Regions from separate parts of the Mus musculus genome. Here region 2 is linked to region 1. A link is a loop called in an ENCODE intact Hi-C map of the cell type or tissue named here. Cell type or tissue: heart. All regions are shown on one strand.

Region 1 (8,000 bases):
CTGCTCCAAGGCCAACCTACAAAACAATGAGAGTTTGTGTGTGCTTGTACTTCACATCAATCTATAACTTCTTTTAGCCTGCACAATAAAGTCATAAGAAAGATGCTAAACTGCCTCCATTCTGGGAAAAAAAAAAAAACTAGGGCATAGAGCAATCCAAATAACTCATACGAGGCAAGTCAGCTAATAGGGAGTAAGGCTGAGATTCAAACCTAGGAAGTCTGGACCCAGAGTCCATGGCCTAAACCTCTTAAGAAAATTGGATGTCTTGCAAATGAGTCTTATTTACTTATTGAAGACAATCTTAACAGAACTAATAAAAATGAAACAAAAAAATTGGGAAGTTAAAATGATGTATTTGGACCATAGGAGGGTAACAATAAACCAAAAATAAAAATCTTTGACAAGACTTTTAAATGTACATTTTGAAAACAAGAGAAAATTTAATGTTCAATGCAAAAATATACACAATAATGACAATTAATGAGGAAGAAGCCATGAATTTGAAAGAGAGAGGAATCAGAGAGTACTCAGGGGGAACTGGAGAGAGGAAATGGAAGTGGGGAATGATATAATCTCAAAACATAAAAATGATTTAAAGGAAAATGATGGGTACTTGGAGAGGAATAGAACCACAGGCAATGGTTTTGACTTTTAAAATGCATAATGTTCTTTTTAGCTCGTGAAAGAGGCAATTGCTCTTGTTATTCCCCATCCAGAATAGTGGGATCCAGGCATGCCTGACTACAGCCATTACAAAGTAGGCACACGCTTGCAAGACCTGTGATTATTCACCACAGATCTTCTTGGGTAGACTCGGTGAGAAGAAAGAAGGAACAACAGACCACACTGTAAACACAGGAGAAGTAGACTGACCAAGAGAATTAGTGCAAGGATTTTTGTCATGCCTCCAGAACATTATCCGGGCTTTGGGCCACTCCTCTATCAGCACATGTTACCAAATAGCAGCTGCTGAAGAGAAGAGAAAGAACTAGGAGGACCTCACTTTGACGTTAAATACTTTTAAAATGGAACCTGGGGGCTGGTGCAGTAGCTCAGTAGATACAGTGGTTTCTTCACAAGCAGGGGACCTGGGCTTAACCCCCAGAACCAGAGAAGAAAATGGGAGAAGGAAATGACTAAAAGTTATTATTATATAAATGTATGAGACTATTAAACAATGAAAAAGAGTTAAGAGGAAGGAAAGGAGGGAAGAAGGAAAGAAAGGAGGGAGGGAGGGGAGGAGGGAGGGAGACACATAAACTAGTATTGGTGGTGCTTGCTTCCTGTGCTGGGGAGGCAAATGGAGGCAGTTTCCTGGACACTGGACAACCAGCCTAGCCTAATGAGAATCCTCTCAAGGCAAACTAAAGAAAACCCAAGATGGATAACAATGAAAATGATACTCAAGGTTGACCTCTGACGTCCTTTTACACACACACACACACACACACACACACACACACACACGTGCACATACACACACACATCTTCACACATACACTACACACAAATTAACACAGTAAATAGAATTCAGCCAACTGCACCACCAAACACCTTTCATAGCAACTGGTCAAATTTCACCTGCTGTTGAAATTTCTTTTCACCAGGTGTTTGTCAGCACCAGACATGGATCCTGGGTCATGAGTCGAATCTCTGAAGATGGCTACCCTTGGGACATGGTGTTCCACACTAGATTTAGCTCCATGCTCCGAAATGTCCTGCCCCGCACGGTCGTCAAGTGGATGATGGAACAACAGATGAATCGATGGTTCAACCATGAAAATTATGGTCTGGTGCCTCAGAACAAGTACTGTTATTCTGTTTTTGTGGTATACTCATCACAGCCAGGGTTGCCTGATGTGGTCTTTCTTTGCAAAGGTCCTATTTGCTATGATAGTTTGAGCTGTAAGCCAACAGTATGTATAATTGTATCGATCCTGGAGTTCTAATTCCAAATTTCTACTGTGTGTCAAAAACAAACACACAAAACACTCACACATACATATACACACACAGAGGGAGAGACAGAGAGAGAGACAGACAGAGAGAGAGAGAGAGAGAGAGAGAGAGAGAGTTAAGAAGTTGGGATAGAGGCTTAGACACCGCTCCATAACTCAGGGTTGGGGTTGATTGGAAGAGCTTTCTAACACTCAGACTGTCCAAGGCTCCTCAAGAGTTGGTGATCCTCTCAGAGCAAGGTGATGGGAAAAGACAGCTCTCCATCTGATAGGTCAACCCTTGCCACGCCCATGTACCCTGAAGGCTGTTTCCAAAGGAACATGTAGCCAGAAGACAAATATTTACTAATATCAAAGTAAACATTGCTGATGTTTGTTTACCTTTTTCAAATGTTAGCAGTCTCCTACTCCTGAGGATAGGAAGACATTGAGAGTCTTGTAATAGATGCCCCCATTAGGCTGAATGGTGGATGAATCCAGTATCCATGTTATGTATTGCCTTGTTTGGAAGAGAGAGAAAGAGAGAGAGAGAGAGAGAGAGAGAGAGAGAGAGAGAGAGAGAGAGAGAATAAAATAACTTATAAACCAAGAATTCCAGAAATACAATCAGACTTTGCTCCACCACCCACCACAAACAGGGCTCCTATGGATACTGAGATCAGTAAATATCAGCAACTTTCATTTTATCCATTGATTTTCACACTGACCCCACAGTAGGTCTCATTGCTAATGTAGTCTATTTTCCCTTATTTACTATCAGGTAGAGATTAAATGAAGCTACAAATAATGAAAACTACATAGCATAAAAAGAGAGAGAGGCACCGAAGGGCAGTAATTACCGGCAAATTCAAAGATTAACAGTAGGTGCTGGGTGGGATCATATCTAAGCCCCTGGAATGACTTCCACCTTTAGGTTGATTTTTGCTGTTATCATCTACTTGAGATTGTCAAGATTCGAATGAGTTCAATAACACAGTTTGGGGCAGGCAAATTAGTTGAGTTAGAGTTTCCTGGCTATTTAAAATAAAACCCTGAATTTTCAGCACTACCCCTAAAACTGTCAGTGACCCCTCTAAATGCATTCTTTCCTGTGTGCCTCAGATACCTTATGAAAGAACCTGTGCTAAACGACGACCTCCCCAGCCGCCTGCTGTACGGAGCCATCAAAGTAAAAACACGGGTGAAGGAGCTCACGGAGACAGCTGTGGTCTTCGAGGATGGCACGGTGGAGGAAGACGTGGATATCATTGTCTTTGCCACGGGGTATACGTTCTCTTTTTCTTTCCTGGAAGACTCACTTGTTAAAGTGGAGGATAATAGGGTTTCCCTGTACAAAGCCATGTTTCCCCCTCACCTGGAGAAGCCAACCCTTGCGTGCATAGGTCTCATCCAGCCTCTAGGCTCCATCTTCCCAACCGTAGAGCTTCAGGCGCGCTGGGCGACAAGAGTTTTCAAAGGTGAGTGAGATGCTCAACTCAGCGGAAGTTTTACATTTCTTTTTTAATTTTAAAAACTTTATTCGTGTGTGTGTGTGTGTGTGTGTGTGTGTGTGTGTGTGTGTGTGTGTGTGTGTGTGTGTGTATGTGTCAAAAACAGGAGTACATGGGGAGACCAAAGGACAGCTACCCTATGAGGGTGTTGTCTCTCTGCTGCCACCTTGTGGGGCACGGAGGTAAATCTCAGTTTGCCTGCACTCTAGCATGGCTCTACCCACTGAGCCATCTCACTGGGACAAGGTTTTAAATGTTTTCAAAGGTTTGCCCGTGCAGCACGTCATCTTCCTCGAAAGGCTAATTTTTCTCCTGTTTTTGGGGGGTTCAATTCTGTTCAAGAAAAGTCTCATTTGACACCTAGCCTGTGCTGAGATCTAGTGAGCCAGAAAGAAATTTAAACAAGTCATTTTAATAACATGACAAGTGCTTTGCTGGCCGAATGCATACTGTGGAAACAGGAGCTTGGTCCTGTCGGAACGTGCATGGTCCGGGAACACTTCCTGGTGTCTGAGTTTCGCAGATCCAGAAAAGGGATTTCCTGAACAAAAGACAACAGAGACAGGATGCCTGCAGAGAACTGGGAGCCTCCCATTGCTGGAGGTGGGAGGGGAAGAGAGATTAATCTTAGAGAAGAACCAGTGGACACAAAAGCTTTGTTAAAGATTTGGGATTCTAAAACCTAAATGTATAGACACCTGTGAGGAGGTTTGGTTTGTGTGTGTGTGTGTGTGTGTGTGTGTGTGTGTGTATGTGTGTGTGTGTGTGTACATAGTTTCTGTTTGTTTGTTTTGGTTTTAGTTTTGTTTCTGTTTTGCAGAAGGGGAGTGAGAAGGAATCTATTATAGCCAAGGCTGTCCTCAAATTTGCTATATAGCCTGGCCTTGAATTCCAGATCACGTGCTTCTACCTCTCAAGTGGTTCCAGGCCTGTAATCTCAGCAGTCTAGAGGCAGGAGGATGGATAAGAGTTCAAGGGCAGCCTGGGCTCCATAGCAAGTTCAGTACAGCTAAGGCTTCTAGGAAGACTTTCTTGAAAGTAAAGAAGAAAGGGGGTGCAAAGGGAGGGATGGAGGAAAGAGAAAGAGAAGAAAAATATAAATAGGTTCGTCCCAAATCATGTGCGCCTAAGGACTCTGACCCTTTAGGGAGCCGTCCAGATTAAGTGTGGCCTGAAAACCTGGACTCTGCATCTTAGAAAGCTCTTAAGTCAGAGACACCAGGGAGCGGATTATACTGAAAGAATAAGATTTGTCTCCTTTGCATTTAAGGTAATCCCATCAGTAGTTGGGAACACAGATTTAATAATCAGGGATAGAACTCAAAGACCACTGAGAAAGCACCAGCACTCACCTGTGCTAAAGTACAATGCAGCCCGGACCAGAGCTGAGAGACAAAGTGGAAACAAGAACAAATGTGTTAGAGGTGTCAAGGATAGGGGCAGAAGAGCGTGCTTTGTGATTCAACATAGGAAAGGAGAAGAATCGTGGACCCAGTACTGGAGACTGGCTGTGGCTGAGAATAGAGGCAGGAGGGTCTCAATGGCAGCCTCAGCTTTGGACTACTAATGTCTGAGATCCTAGATGTCTGCCCACATGCAAGAATATGGACATCTTTCCCATCTGAAGCCTGCAGGACACTTGAGTGTGGGAGATGGGGGGAGGGAGGGAGAGAGAGAGAGACAGAGAGACAGAGAGACAGAGAGACAGAGAGACAGAGAGACAGAGAGACAGAGAGACAGAGAGACAGAGAGAGAGAGAGAGAGAGAGAGATCACCACACTATTTTATCTAGCCAAACTGCCCTTAGCAGTAGGAGGACACTCTCCCCTCTCACCAGATTTCCTTCAACAGCCTTTTACCTAGTTTCCCTAATAGTAAGCTCACCTCCCATGAGCCCTCTTTTTTTTAAATCAAAGAGCCAGATGGATCTTTCCAAAGGGCAAATCTAAGCTTGTTACATCATCCAGGAAACTCTTCTAGAGTGTCCTGTCACTACTAGAATAGTAGAATAGAGCCCACCCCACCAGCACACTTCCCTTCTCCAGCCCCTTCCATTTCCAGAAATGGCTGCTCCAGTTCATAGTCTATGCTATTTGCCATGCTCAACTATGGAGGTCTCACTCCTGCCATCCAGGAGCCCTGAGGTCCTGCCTGGTGTGACAACTAAATGGCCCAAACTTAATTTTAGAAAACAACTACTACACAAGTCAATGGCATGAAACCAAACTCACTATTCAAACCTAATTTTGTTTTTGTTTTCTAGGCTTGTGTAGCTTGCCTTCGGAGACGACTATGATGGCAGACATTGTTGAAAGAAATGAAAAAAGAGTTAACCTGTAAGCACTTTCCTTCTAGCACATGGTCTACACGGAGTAGTGTTTCACAGAACACCAGGACCTGACTGCCTGTGAGAGTCAGCTAGCTGTTAAAGGTGCAGTCCTAGAGCACAGCCCAGGCCAAACCTACAAGTCAAAGGCCCTATAGATGAGACTGGAACTTTGTAAACTGATGCTGTTTCATTTGGCTCTTAGACATCCTAGTGTAAGAACCCATTACTCAAGAAAACAAAATAGTGCCAAGTCAGAACACCTTTCCCTGGGCTCATTTCTGTTTTCTTTGATGCCCATGTGAAATTCTATATCTTTTAAGGCCACCCACACTCAGGGAATGTCATAGGGCAGTGGTGGCACTGGTAGTAATGGTAGCCTGAGGCACTCTCAAAACTTACTTGGGTTTGTCAGTTTTGTTGAGTTGGGACAGAGCTTGGCTGTAATCAGGTGCTCTCGGAAAGCTAACTTGCCTTACAGGCATAAGGTGTTATCTCAAGTTCACATTCTAATTCATCCAACATACACTGAGCATCTACTAGATGTCAGCCATACTATAGGGTACTTTAGTAGTGGAACAAGGGAATATTATGCATCCCTTTGCTAGAAGACACTAACTCTCTACCATCTCATGAGCATTTGCATCAATCCTGAGCCATACATTCTTACTTGGACACTTACAGCAGCTTAATAAGTAACAAATAACGGTCACCATTTCAATATCATGGCATTTCTAGAGTCTCCATAAATTTGTCTAATAATTTTGTAGGCTACTCATTAATCTGAGATACAAACCTCCTGATGGAACCTCCCAGAGATTCATTCAAAACTCACCTCTTCATTCATTCATTCTTTTATTATTTAAACCGCTACTAAGTGCCTCATATTAAGACACAGCTTAGAGGATTTTATGAATGAGCTCTTTTTATTTGCTTCATTAAGGTTTGGGAAAAGCCAGAGTCAGATACTGCAGACCAACTACGTTGACTACCTGGATGAACTCGCCTTGGAGATAGGTGCAAAGCCAGATTTCGTCTCTCTCTTTTTCAAAGACCCTAAACTGGCTGTGAAACTCTACTTCGGACCCTGTAATTCCTACCAGTACCGCCTGGTTGGACCTGGGCAGTGGGAAGGAGCCAGGAACGCCATCCTCACCCAGAAGCAGAGGATCCTGAAACCCTTAAAGACCCGGACTCTCCAGTCCTCTGATAGTGCCCCAGTGTCTTTCCTGCTCAAGATCCTGGGGCTGCTCGCTGTTGTTCTGGCCTTCTTTTTCCAACTTCAGGGGTTTTAATCAGTCACATGACAGTTTTCTCCATCACTGCCTCTTTGAAAGGGAAACTGGAGAAATTCCATCCTCATTATAATTTTACTTTAGGGGAATAAGTAGGGGGACTAATTGTAGGGAGATCAGAAAACTTAGGTCTAGATATAAAACTAAGTTAAGGTTACAGGATGTTCTTATCATTGTTTCCCCAAATTCATCAGTCTCCACATGGTATTCTATAATAACACCAGCACAGGTAGATAGTACTATCAGCCATGGCAGGTTTTGAGTTACAAGATTAAAAAAAAAATCAATAAAATTATGTAGAATAAAAAGTAAGTCATAGTTGAGCATGTTAGAACATGGCTTTAATCTTAGCACTTGGAAGGCAGATGGATCTCTGTGAGTTCAAAGAAAAAAAAAAGGCAAGACACTGAAGAACTGAAATTGTAGTAGACATTTCACATCTTGTACACTATGATGCTCAGTGCTGTTCCTATGCATACTCTGGTCACAGTTCCCACTTCTGATGCAAAAATGAAAACAATATTCCCTAGCTACAACATATAGATAGATACTGTTTCTCATAGACTAGACATTGTGCTGTGTGTACATTATGTATTTTATTGGATTTAATTCTCACAGCAACTGTGTGATGGGTAGAGCTATATATATCACCCATTCTACAGATGGCACTGAGGAGGGGACATTATAGAGCATATCCTAAACAGCTGGTCTTGAGATGAGGCTTCAATTGAAGCCCAATTTGTTAAACTCAGAAACTTATGCTCATGACCTCCCCATGCAATATGCTTATTAATGAATAGTCCACTCTTGACGAAGTACTTCCTAATCACTTATTTTAGTCATTATAAACTCACACAATAGCTCTATTCATTAGCATAAAGTTTTCTAAGACTATTGTAGAAAATGGCACTTTCTTTGCAAATAGAAT
Region 2 (8,000 bases), 65 kb after region 1:
AATGTTCTCAATTACAGATAACCAGCTCCCTCTGCTGACCCAAGCTGAGGGACACTACCACTTGAATTCCTTGTGAATCCTGAAAATCCAAATTACACTTCTGGGGATAGAAAAGACGGGAAGAGTGTAGTGGTCTGAACTATGTTCTCCCTGTCTGATGGCTCTTAGAGTGGACAGTTCCAGAGACTGGGTGGGGGACCAAGGTGTCTGTCACTAAGAAGCCTGTGAGTTTGGCTCCCTCTAAAAGTGACAAGGACAGTTTATCAGTGCTTTGCATGTGCCAGCCTGCCTCGGCTACCTGCTAAGTTCCAGGCTACTGAGAGACTCTGTCTTGGGAGAGCAGAGATGAGATGTAGCTTACACTACAAAACTGGAGAACTTGGATAAGGACCATGAGTGATGAATGACACCCAAGGCTGTCCTCTGGCTTTCAAATGAACTTACACATGTTAATACTCATGGAACACAACGTGTGCTAAGTGGAGAGGCACATACCTGTAATCCCAACCATTTAGGAAGTTGAAGCCAGAGGCGAGAATAAGTAGCACAGTAATACCATGTCTCTAAATAATTTTTAAGTGTATAGTTATGTATTGTCATGGCACAGCCCCCACCTAGCATGTCTGGGGCCCTGGACATTCAGGGTTACAAGAAGCAAAGCTTTTGGAGTGGTGAAGACCTGCCTATGATAACATGCCCCTCAAAAAGGATCTCCTCATCTTCCTCCATAAAAGTCCCAATGCCTACTTCGTGAATGAGAAATACCCAGGAGATTATACAACCCCCACAATCTTTAGTCGTGCACAAAAGGCAGCTGTGGTGGTTTGAATATGAATGGCTACCATAGGCTCATATGATTGGATGTTCATTTATTAGGGAATGGCACTACTTGGAAAGGATTGGGAGGTATGACCTTGTTAGAGAAAGTTGGTCCCTAGGTGTGAGCTCTGAGGTTTCAAAGGCCCAATAGAGACCCGCTATCCCTCTCTCTTCCTACTGCCTGTGGATCTAGATGTAGAATTCTCAGCTACTTCTCCAGCACCATGTCTGCCTGTTCATGTGTCCCCACCATGATGACAATGGACTAAATCTCTGAAACTGTAAGCCAGCCCCAATTACATGTTTTATTTTATAAGAGTGGCCACCACAGTCATGGTGTCTCTTCACTGGCTAAGACCGGAGCCTTGTGTTTTGATTGTTCCGCTGCCCTCTGCCAAGTCTACAGGGGAAAAAGCAAGACCTCTAAGAGACTGCTCCTTTAGAAGGAAGTGCACTGACAGCACTCTGACTCAAGATGAGCAGGAAACTATTCCAACAAACAAACACATTTTGGATTTAAAAAAATAAAAGACAAAGTATTTTTACCTAGACCCACTTATCTCACAATCCTTTAGACAAGGGCAAAAAGAGTGTGCCAGCATGCAGACCCAGGGAATGCTGACTTTATAGGATTTCCTCGTTATCAGTCTCAAGTCAGGCTCTCTCCATACAGCTTAAAAGCTGTTGCTTTGTCTCCAGATGTTACTGTTCTTGCAACCAAACAGGGTGGCTCCCATCGGGATGAATACAAAGCCAAAACAAGGGCAGTCAAAAATAAAAGAATGGGCAAAGACTTTATTAGCTGTGGGAGGTAAGGAGAACATGGAAGGTATTTCAAAGCAATGTCCTCCTCCAATGAAGAAAACAAAGATTATATTCAAGGAGTCTAGGCAGATTCATGTAAGAAAGTATGTTAGTGGCCGGGCCATTCCCAGGCACGTTCCATTCAAACCGTACGCTTCTGGACATAGGAGACTGAGGCCATACCTCAACAGGGGAAAGCGATGGATGGTAACACTTTGGGTCGTGATTAGCTTATGCCATGTAAGGGATAGTTTGGGTGTGTATTCTTGCTTTTCTCAGAGAGGATTTAGTAGCAGCTAACCTTGAACCTGGTGAGGTAATACAGTTTCCCCAAGGGTGTTGTTTCCCTTAGAAACTAATAGTGGGCTTTGTGTGTTTGCTTTCTTGCTTGTTTGCTTGCTTGCTTGCTTGCTTGCTTGCTTTGTTTTGTTTTTGCCTCTGAGTCTCAGTCATCTCTGGACCCTCCCTCAGCTCAGTCCACAGAGCACAATAGTGGATAAATTCCTTTGCTCCCAGTGGATTCTACTCTACACTTCCCACGTTACTGGTTTAACTAACAACCCCCTTGTGTCATTCCAAAGACAGAGCACCGCAGAAATCTGACCACCGAGACCTTCATTTAGTGGCCTAGCAATTCAAGTGTTCTTCTTGGTGACAGCCATTTGTTCCTGGTTAGAAGCCATCTGTGCCTCCTTCTCAACTCAAGAGACTCCACAGTTACCTTTGCCCACTTGCTTCCACACTCCCTGTTCAACATAACTCTGTGATATACTGTTTTTAGAAAGAACCAAGGACAGGAGGGGACACGTGACTGAAGAACGAACACCAAGAAAAGTCTTGCGCTCAGCCATTTGTCTAATACAAAATCCTTTGATGTGAGTTTTTTCCTCTTATGCCTTTCTGCTTTCTTTGTGCTTTATGAGCCAGGCAGGGTCTTGCTATGTAGCTGTGTCTGGCTTGGTACTAGCCATGTAATCCAAACTGGTCTCAAATGCACTGCAATTCTTTAACTTCAGACTACTGAGCACAGGCGTGCGGGTTAATGAACATAGGAATTTTTTTCTTATGCAAATAGTACATCTTAGAGTGTTTTACTAGCCTTCTTTGGGTCCAAAGATGAGTCAGGATCAAAGTTCAAACCCTGCTTTGCTGCCTCTAAGGTTCAGTCTCCTCTTACCAGAGCTCACTCTAAACTAATAAACTTGCAAATGAACTCAGCTGAAATGGAAGAGGTACAGGTTTGAAAATACACAGTGAGCGAGGTATGGAGACCCCCGACCTCACGGGAGGCTGAACAGCAGTAGGTTTGGAAAAGAACGCCCTGAGATATCCATTACTGCCACCAGTGGAGTCTGGGAGGTCTGAGGACTCAGACCTTCTCCCTGCTCCATTTTCTCAGCCATCCCACTTTGTTTCTGTTCCTGGTGCTTCTGGACTGATTGTGAGGCAAGTTGCAAAGCTACAGGGACAGACTCCCTGAGCCCACCTAGTTAATGATGCACCAGTAAACCTGAGCAGAAGGAGAAAGCCTCGGTGACAGGGTCACAGGACACCTCAGTCCTTCAGCTCAGCACATGCCCACGGTGGCTCAAGCATCAGAAGTGCTTGCGGCCGTGGGCAGACTCTGTCTCTCAGAGTGGTGCAGAACTCAGCAGTGAGGAAACTCCTGCTAGGCTCCTCTGGCTGGGCCTGTGGGCACAATGCACACATGCTCTCCTGGTTCCCCAAGGCAAATAAATAACACTGTGTTAAGTGGTGCATACACACAGAAATCACACAGATAATTTTGCCTGCAACCCAGGGATGGTGGTATATGATAGTATCTCAGCTCTGGGGAAGTTGGCATAAAAGGATGGCAAATCTGAAAAGCACAAAAGAGTCATAGAGCACATAGAAAATCCCTGTCTCAGAAAGAAGGAAGAAAAGGGCCTGCGAGAGATTAGGCTCTTTATCCTAAATGACAGCATTTAGCTAAGCTGAGCAGAGCACTGGGCTTCTCCATCAGATCTCATCTGACTGTATTCATGTTGCCTTCCTGACTCCTCCAGGTGTTTGCATGTCTGACTTCCGGTTCAGAAAATGGTCAGTGGTAACGAACTTCCCTCAGCAACAACAAATCGACATGGGCCACCGTCACTATGGTGGCTTCCAAGCATTGAGAGAAAATACATACAAGCCCTGGCTTTTTGTTATTAACTACTGCTACTGCTTCCTCAGTTGTTCTTCCTGTGACAAAGCATTGGAAAACACCAAGTACATGTGGTAGTCTCTCTCTCTCTCTCTCTCTCTCTCTCTCTCTCTTGCTCTCTCTCGCTCTCTCCCTCTCTCTCCCTCTCTCCCCCGCTCTCCCTCTCACTCACTCTTATGTTGGTTTAAGAGGCGAATCATCAATCCAGTCATTAAAACCTATTATCATCCACATATAGGCAATAGTTCTTAGCCATCGAACTAAAACGGAAGCCATTATTTTGGAATGTGTAGGAATGTGGGGGAAGTTGGCACAGAGTAGTGGATGGATATGATCATATTTGACTGGATACATATAAAAAATCTCCAAGAAAAAATAATATGACGGAGAATGAAATCAGGGTGTCACTAAGAAGGATGAAAGTTTGGCGCCCTCTAAAGGCACCCAGCCTTCTGATGCCTTTACCTCTTGTCCATTGGAGGGTGTGGGAAAGGGGCAGGACTCCCGTTGTTTCTAATCTGAAAGCTGAATTCTAAATCGTCACTCCGCCCTCCCCCGCACCCCGAGATTGTGGAATTCACATTAATACAACTCCCTGTTGTCCATAGCCTGGCAGAAGAAGCCACCGGTTTTTGTGTTAAACTGAGAGTTTGACCAAAGTCAGCAAAGTGAGCACTGTTTCCACTTCAGGACAAGGCTCTGAGACTGAAACTTCTTCCTTGTGTTCTATAAAACAAACTCCACCTTTGACCTCTCACCTTTGGCTTCTCACCTGATCAGTGCTTGCAAGGTAAGTGCCCTGGATTTTTTCCCCCTTCAAGAGGAAACTTCCCTAGAAACTGCTCTTGGGAAGGTGAACAGAAAGTGTGTTTTTGCGGAAGGCATGTGATTAGCTTCTGAAGCCCGTTGACTAAGGTAAGAGCAATAGGGTTAAAGGAGATAGAAAGCGGAACAAAGTTGGAGCAGACTATCCAAAGGAAAGACCCCCGTGTCGGTCACACACAGTTGTCCAGCGGGTCCCACTCTGATCTTAGAATGATACAAAACCACAGCTCCGTGGTGATAAGGTGGATTAATTAGTACATCACCAAATGGCAACCTCCCAGAAATCCTAGCTGTGTCGTTCCATATGTTGGAAGAGTTTACTGACTGATAAGGTTTGAGGTGGGGTTTGGTTGTTGTACAAAGGTCCAAGTTCAGAAACTCTGGTCTCCTTTCTAGCCAGAGGGCAATGCAGTATTTCTCACATTTTAGCGTTCCTTAGAATTGACAGAGGTAGCACCTTTCTTAGGCCTTCAAGTTTTAATTCAGAGCTGGATTTTGCTTGACTGTTTGTTGAATTGGGGGAGGGGGTTGTTTTCATTGTTGTCTGAGGGTTTTGCAGCTTTTTCCCCCCTTTCTTTTTTGTGGATTTGTTTTTATTTTATGAGTTATTTGGTCTCAGATGAAAAACTTTCAAACTTGAGTTGGGGGGGGGGCACTTTAAGGTGTTTTCAGGAATTTTGGCCAAGGTGACATACCTGGCTAGAGGCAGAAACAGGAGTAGGTTCAGTTCTCTCTGTTTTCATCTTGCTTATAACCTTCTCTTACTAACATAAACCACATTTTCAAATTGCTATCACCATCAGAGGATCATGGTACTTAAAGACTAATATTGAAGTGTACAGATGTGTTTCTATTGCCAGCATTACTAATCCTGAAACCAATGGTAGAGTCCAGTACTCCATAGTCTACTCTAGAATAGGCTCAATAGTGAATGAATTCCTTTGCTGTCAGTCTATCCCACTAACGTACTTTCCACTTTATCAGTTTAACTAACTCCTGTGTCGTTTCAAAGACAGGGCATGACGGAGATCTGACAACTTCTGACCTTCATCCAGAAATTCAAGAGTTCTTCACGGTGAAGGCCATTTGTCCCTGGTTAAACACCACCCCATATTCACAACTCAAGGGAACTCACAGGTATGTTTGCCATGTTGTCTAGAGGAACTGTCCCTCTTAGGAACAGAGGGTGGAAGGATGAACAGTGAGTCTTTTGTTCTGGGTCCTTTTATGTAAGTATATTGTTTACACAGTCCATTAACACAGGTAGCTTTCATATTTTACCAGTGGTACACCTGAGAGTGTTTTGGTTGGGTTGTTGTTGTTATGTTGATGTTTTGTTGGGTATTTTGTAGTAGGTCTAATAACTTCTCAATAACTGTTGTAGTCACTGTTGCTGTGAAGAGACAACATGTTCAAGCTGACTCTTATGAGAAACATTTAGTTTAGTTGAAGTTCATTATTCTTAATAAGTTCCATTATTATCATGGTAGGAAGCATGGTAATAGACAGGCAGTAGATTGGAGCTACTTCCTGATCCACAAACAGAGAGACTCTGGGCTCAGCATGAGTTTTTGAAAACTCAAAGCCCACCTCCAGTGACATTCTTCCTTCAATAAGGCCTTATCTTTCTTTTTTTTTAAATATTTTTAAAATATTTTTTACTATGTATTTTCCTCAATTACATTTCCAATGCTATCCCAAAAGTCCCCCATACCCTCCCCCCCCCCTCCCCTACCCACCCATTCCCACTTTTTGGCCCTGGCGTTCCCCTGTACTGGGGCATATATATAAAGTTTGCGTGTCCAATGGGCCTCTCTTTCCAGTGATGGCTGACTAGGCCATCTTTTGATACATATGCAGCTAGAGTCAAGAGCTCCAGGGTACTGGTTAGTTCATAATGTTGTTGCATCTACAGGGTTGCAGATCTCTTTAGCTCCTTGGATACTTTCTCTAGCTCCTCCATTGGGGGCCCTGTGATCCATGCCATATCCAGGGATCCATCCCATAATCAGCCTCCAAACGATGACACCATTGCATACACTAGCAAGTGTTTGCTGAAAGGACCCTGATATAGCTGTCTCTTGTGAGACTAGGCCGGGGCCTAGCAAACACAGAAGTGGATGCTCACAGTCAGCTATTGGATAGGCCTTATCTTTCTAATCTTTTCAAATAGTTCCACTCCCTGGCAACTAAACACATATGAACCTGTGGGTCCATTCTCATTCAGTAGGAAAGTTTGAAGTGTCCAGTCTCCTTCTCCCAAATGAACTCAGCTGGAATGGAAGCGGTAACAGCTTTGGAAATACACAGTAAGCCAGGTACAGAGACCCTCAACCTCACAGACAGATGAACAGCAGTAAGTTTGGAACAGGAAGCCCTGAGAAAAGGGACAGAGAGAGCCTCAATGATCGGGTCACAGGATGTCTGAAGCCCTCAGCTCAGCAGCACACACCCATGCTGCCTCAAATGCCAAAAGTGCACCTACGGGCAGACTCCACCTCTCGGAGAAGTGTGTTTATCTGCGGTGAGGAAACTCGTGCTGGGTTTCTTTTACTGGACCCATGGTCCTCATACACACATGCCCTGCTGGTTCCCCAAGGCAAATATCACTATGATGCGTAGAGCATGCATGCAGTGTCGCTCTGCTGCAGATCATGTGTGACTTTACTGGACATAGCTCCATTCTCCACACTTTATATTTGAAAGCTAGAAATTATTACCTCAGGCTTTGTATTATTAATGAAATCACTATTAGTGAACTCGAACAGGTTTTCATATACTTCATGACTGATGCTATCCTTTTCTCGGATAAATAGCCCATTCACATCAATTTGCTCAATTATTATTATTATTATTATTATTATTATTATATTATTCCCTTTATTGAAAATAGATTATTTTCTCAAATTTCTCTTTATTATTAATCTACAAGCTTATTTTACATATTAAGCATAGTAGTATTTTGTGTTTTTCAAAATATTTTCTCTAGATTGTTCACTTTGTTTTTTAAAGGTTTGTTTGTTTTACCATTTTACGTATATGAGCATTTTGCCTGCGTATATGTATGTGAACTGTGTGTATGCTGGGTCACCAAGAAAATCTAAAGAGGCCATCAGATCCCCTGGGACTGAAATTACAGCCAGTTGTGAGGCACCGTGTGTGAGCTAGGAATTGAACTCAAGTCCTCTGGAATAGCCAGCATTCTTAGCCACTGAGCCATCTCTCTAGGAGAATATTTAGAGAAGCAAGATGATAGTGAAAAGTCCCTTTAATACTGAGGGGTTATAGGCGTCCTGTGGAGCTAATGTACTAGCTACACTCAGTAATTAAAGCAGTAACAATAATAAACAGCTGGGTTTAATTG

Evidence for each region. A loop is a pair of places that touch in the nucleus more often than their neighbours do. Peaks named below come from ENCODE experiments on the same cell type or tissue, not always from the same donor. Only the 100,000 strongest peaks of a DNase experiment are listed, where the experiment ranks them.
Region 2: a loop joins it to region 1, with 2.2 times the contacts of the local background. A loop is called at or near these places in 5 of 42 quality-filtered maps.

Annotation. Positions count from the first base shown.
Region 1 is chr1:162,875,800-162,883,799 of GRCm38, reverse strand. Fmo2 (flavin containing monooxygenase 2) reads left to right here. Exons shown (of 9, transcript NM_018881.4): 6 at 1,611-1,810; 7 at 3,063-3,418; 8 at 5,715-5,787; 9 at 6,721-8,000. The coding sequence ends at 7,072. Among named protein-coding and RNA genes, the nearest start is that of Gm32197, 7.1 kb to the right of the region's middle. In heart, a CTCF peak has its summit at 3,650 (motif pointing left); DNase peaks (open chromatin) are centred at 919, 3,609 and 3,999.
Region 2 is chr1:162,810,302-162,818,301 of GRCm38, reverse strand. It overlaps Fmo4 (flavin containing monooxygenase 4), which reads left to right and starts at 5,753. Exons shown (of 9, transcript NM_144878.1): 1 at 5,753-5,773. In heart, CTCF peaks have their summits at 33 (motif pointing left) and 4,245 (motif pointing left); a DNase peak (open chromatin) is centred at 4,361.